Linked DNA regions of Homo sapiens: region 1 is linked to region 2. A link is an interaction called in ENCODE POLR2A ChIA-PET data of the cell type or tissue named here. Cell type or tissue: Caco-2. All regions are shown on one strand.

Region 1 (2,500 bases), 130 kb before region 2:
AAAAAAGGGGCAGGGCTGGGTTGGGCAGGGTGTGTTTCAGGTGGGGATGGTGTGTGTGTCCGTGAGTGGGAAGGGAGTATAGGTCGCAGGGAGCAAGCAGCGAGTGGCTGTACTGTTTTGCAAAACAGCCAGGAGTCATTGGCCTGTGAGAGTGTATGTATGTGGGGTGGGGTGGGGGTGGGGGTTCGAATTGGTTGCAAAGAGCATCTGACCAACAGTTTCCTAGCATTTGCCTCTTTTTGTGTGACCCTGGGCAATCTCTTGCTCCCCCAAGCCAATCTCTGTGCTTCCTCCCAGCTCTAAAATGCTATAGTTTGGTTAGTCTAGTTCCAATTAGATAAGAAAGCAGTCCCCCCTAAACCTTGATCCAGTGGAGTTGCTTTTTGGCTATAGATCTTACCTTCTGATTTGGTGCCTCTGTCCTCTCTCCTCTCAGGAGAGTCTGGCCTGGGCAAATCCACACTTGTCAATAGCCTCTTCCTCACTGATCTGTACCGGGACCGGAAACTTCTTGGTGCTGAAGGTAAGGAAAGGAGAGGACAATCAGGCAGACTTGCCTTGGGAAATTAAACTCACTCCAGAGTCTGGGGGATGGGGCTCTCCCCCACATGCAGGAAACCATGGCCTCCTAGAGAGACTGACAGCAGCTCTCCATAGGCCTAACTGCCTGGCAGCCCACCAGCCAGCTCCCTAAAGATTTGGGTGCTGAAGCAGGGCAGAGACCAGAGTCTTGCTCTCTGAATGAGTCTCTGACCCCCAAGGATTCCAGGAATCCAAGAAAAAAACCGGGAGCAGAGAAGAGGCTGGGGCCAGAGCCAACAGCCACCGGCATTTCCTGTGTTGGGAAATGTACTCCTTGCTGGTTCCCAGAGAACAGTCCCCCAGACAGCTTGGGAGTGGAGAAGGGGGCAGTGTGGATTAGGCAGTCTGAGCAACAAGGCTGGTTGGGGTGGGCGGTTCATCCTGACTGGGCAGGTCCCTGCCCTTGCCCTGGCCTCAGTTTCCCCTTTCTCCAGAGAGGATCATGCAAACTGTGGAGATCACTAAGCATGCAGTGGACATAGAAGAGAAGGGTGTGAGGCTGCGGCTCACCATTGTGGACACACCAGGTTTTGGGGATGCAGTCAACAACACAGAGTGGTATGTCTGAGTAAGCACAATCCCAGCTGCCCCTGAGCCACCCTTCTCCATACACAGGTACACACGTAGGCCCAGATATATCCATACTTATCAGGAGGAAGCGGTCTATGACCTTGAGCATGTGACTTCCCTTACTGGACAGCCATCTCCTCCTTTATAAAGTAAGAGGGAAAGGATTGGAATAGATGATTTTTAATGTTCCTTCCAATTCTGCCCTATGATTCTATAATGGGGTAGGGACATAAGAAAGAAGAGGCTGAGGCGGAAGTATCACTTGAGGCCAGGAGTTCAAGGCCAGCCTGGGCAACATAGTAAGATCCCATCTCTACAAAAAGTTTTAAAAATTAGCTGGGCATGGTGGCATAGGCCTGTAGTCTCAGCTACTGGGGAGGGTGAGGCAGGAGAATCACTTGAGCTCAGGAGGTTGAGGCTGCAGTGAGCCATGATTGCACTACTGCACTATAGCCTAGAAGACAAAGCGAAACCTTCCAAAAAAAAAAAAAAAAAGATAAGAAAGAAGAGCCTTAAAAACAAACACATGTGAAGTGTGAAAACATGTAGCACAGAGTTGATTACATAGTAGATGCCGAATAAACTGTCACCCTTTTTCCTTTCACTAGCAACATTTTAGGTGCCGCACACAATCTTGTTGAAGGGCTGGGCATGTATGGAGGGAGGGTAAAGGTGAGGAAGAATAGGCAAAAGGGAAAAATGGTGGAACTTTGTTTAAACTCCAGGCACCCTCTAGGCTACCTGCCGAAAGAAAAGCTGGATTTACCACAACCCCCTATCATTCGGGCTTTTTTATTTTTCAGGCACTGGAGGGACCCCCCTCCAGCTAATGGTCAGTAGGTCTGACCGTTACCTCCAGCTTAGGTAATGGTCAGACCTAAGTGAGTAGATGAAGAGGGAAATGGATGAGATTGACAGGAGAAAAGGTGGTAGCTTTGATGAAGAAGTTAGGCAGGCAGTGCTAAGAGCCCTAGACAGAGAGTTCAAATCTTGATTGGCATTTAGTAACTTCATGATCTTGAGCAAATGATCTCCTTCAATCAATTTACCTACTGTCTCTTACCTTCCATAATACTAATAATTTCATTTGCCAGGCACCTCACAGTTTAAAGTGTACCTCCATATATATTCATTTTGTCAGACACTTATTTAATTAAAATATACCAGCCCTTACCACCTCTCCAATTGATTTGAACATCACCCAACATGATGCATGCGCACTGAAAAGTGTAAAGGGCTATTTACAGCATACTCAGGAATTTTAACAATGGTAATTGCAGGACCAGCAACATAATTTGTTGGGCCCAGTGCAAATGAAAATGTAGGGCCCCGTGTTCAAAATTTTTAA
Region 2 (2,500 bases):
GTTAGGTATTATTATTAATAGTAATTAAACTTGAGCTATTCCTTATTCACCTAATTACTATCAGAAATATTACTAAGTGTGAAGGTTATTGATTTAGACTCCGTTAACCTATTTGCGTTCAATTTGGCATCAGCTTAACATAACTAAGCAAGACTGTTTGTATTTTTAATGTAGCCGAAAGGACAAGGCTTTAGCTTCAAAATTTTGTGGGTTAAGGGTGCTGATTAAATATTACCATAATGTAGTACAGGTAGCCTTAGTGGTTTAAAGAATGACTAATAGTATGTGAGTTCTGGGGTGGGAACTTAATACCTGTTACTTGTGGTACGGTGAATCACTTATCTGCCCTGGACCTTTGTATGTGTGCCTGTTCCGTACTGGTAACCCCATTAGCTTCCTTCCATGATCAATGAGGTGATCACTGACACAAAGCAGCTGTTTTCTAAGTTTTGACTTATCAGAGTCTGAGGGATCCTAGAACCACATTATATATCACTCTTCCATCTTCCCTTTTTGAAAATTTAGAGTATTTTTTTAAATTGCTGCTATTGGCTGGGTGCGGTGGCTCACGCCTGTAATCCTAGTACTTTGGGAGGCTGAGGCGGGTGGATCATGAAGTCAGGAGTTCAAGACCAGTCTGAACAGCATGGTGAAACCCAGTCTCTACTAAAAATACAAAAATTAGCCAGGCGTGGTGGTACGCAACTGTAATCCCAGCTACTTGGGAGGCTGAGGCAGGAGAATCACTTGAACCTGGGAGGTGGAGGTTGCAGTGAGCTGAGATGGCACCACTGCACTCCAGCCTGGGTGACAGAGTGAGACTTTGTCTCAAAAAAAAAAAAAAAATTGCTGCTACTCTGGGACAGTTGCTCAGAATGCTGGCGCTTCAGCTTCTGGTGTGTAGCTTGCAGCCATGTTTCTAAGGACCAGAAGGGAAGGAGTTCAGGATTGTGAAGGGGACTACTTTCCCCAGTTCATTATACTGTGCTGGTCCCAACATGTTTTCTGAAACTCAGCAGATACGATTCTATAGCCTGCTTGGAAATTATCCCGCAAGTCTCTAAGACTCTCAGTTCCCTATCTGAGAAGAATTGGATCAAAGTAAGAATAAGCAGAGTTTTTGTCATAGCATCTATCAAATATTTGTCTCCCTGAAAAAATTTTCAGGTAAAGACCATCCTTTGAGCCTTCTCAGAGACCAACAGTCTGCAGTATAAAAAAATCTGTGTTCAGTGTTTTGTAACTTTACCAATTTGAAGTCTCTTCCCAAAATAAGTAAATAATGGGATAAAGGTAATTATGGGTTTCCTCATCTTTTCTACTTACCTGTTCCCTGTTATGATTAAACACACATGGCTTATAACTCTTTTGGAAACAAACTGAATTACCATTATTATCCTTTCAACACTTGCATGGTATTATAATTCATTTCAATCACCAGTACAACACAGTGGGAGTTAGGAGACCAGTGGGGCGTGGGGAGGACCTGGAGAAGGGCAAACATTTTCCTTTTTATTGGTTTTGGGAAGCCTCCTTCTTCTCCGAAGGCACTTCTTGGGGAAAACTGTTTTCTTCCCAAAGCCTAATAAAGATTAGTAAGAGATGTCTGCAAAGATTTAGAAGCTCTTTGAAAGAAAGACAAGGATAAACATTCACTATCACTGTTATTATCATTAAAAAGGAAAGCCCAGCATGTGATGTTTTGGGTCACTTCCAGTGGCCTTGTTTGATGTTCACGGTTCCTTTTTTGACCTTTACTTCTTGATATCTTTATACATTTATTGAGGCTATTGGACAAAGTCTTGAGATACTGAGCAATACAGTGCTAAGAATGAATGATTGCTAGACTCCATTTCTATGGGTGGAATTTCTGAAAATGTGTTTTGTCTTTAGATACCCTGTTGTTCCAGTTTGGCAATATTGGTGGCAAGGTTAATTTAATATCTGGTCACTTGAATTTTTACTTCCTATTCTGTACCTTACCCCAGAACCAAAGTTCTATAGGATACTTTTCATTAAATAAATAATAAATTAACTGGAATTTTTTCTCTGCTATGCTTATTAACCAGAGATATATCAAAAAAGAAGCAGATGTAATGGACCTAAAAAGCAAATAAGAACTTCCCAGGGAGATTGTAAGTTTAGCCCAGTCTCTTATATTATTTCATGCCAAAAATGACCATAATGATATCCTTGTAGTGTAGACACCAAGTAAAGGCTAACTTTCATTCAACATGATGTATTTAGGCAGGAAAGTGCACCAATACATTGAAGAAAGGATTTCAACAGTACAGATTGAATTTTTAAGGACTTCCTGGTCTTCAGAAAGGTAAATAAATCACTGTCAACCTAAAAGGAAGAAGCTGAGGCAAAATTAATATAAGTGGAGAGCTTATTTGAGCCAAGTTTAAGGATTGCAACCCCAGAGCCTAGATTCAAGTTGCCCTGAATATACACTCTGATTAGCAGCAGTTACAAGTGGATTTTTAAAAGCAAAAAA

Evidence for each region. ChIA-PET counts read pairs that join two places held together with the same protein. Peaks named below come from ENCODE experiments on the same cell type or tissue, not always from the same donor. Only the 100,000 strongest peaks of a DNase experiment are listed, where the experiment ranks them.
Region 1: POLR2A ChIA-PET joins it to region 2 with 7 read pairs; 4 of 35 experiments call an interaction of 5 or more read pairs at or near these places.

The regions. Positions count from the first base shown.
Region 1 is chr17:58,523,718-58,526,217 of GRCh38, reverse strand. SEPTIN4 (septin 4) reads left to right here. Exons shown (of 14, transcript NM_001368771.2): 6 at 437-523; 7 at 1,017-1,140. SEPTIN4-AS1 (SEPTIN4 antisense RNA 1) reads right to left here. Exons shown (of 5, transcript NR_110810.1): 2 at 401-517. Among named protein-coding and RNA genes, the nearest start is that of SEPTIN4-AS1, 5.1 kb to the right of the region's middle. In Caco-2, no CTCF peak of the experiment used is centred here; no DNase peak of the experiment used is centred here.
Region 2 is chr17:58,397,990-58,400,489 of GRCh38, reverse strand. The region is part of intron 2 of RNF43 (ring finger protein 43); the gene reads left to right. Among named protein-coding and RNA genes, the nearest start is that of RNF43, 18 kb to the left of the region's middle. RefSeq lists an enhancer at 1,171-2,026. In Caco-2, no CTCF peak of the experiment used is centred here; DNase peaks (open chromatin) are centred at 1,489 and 1,709.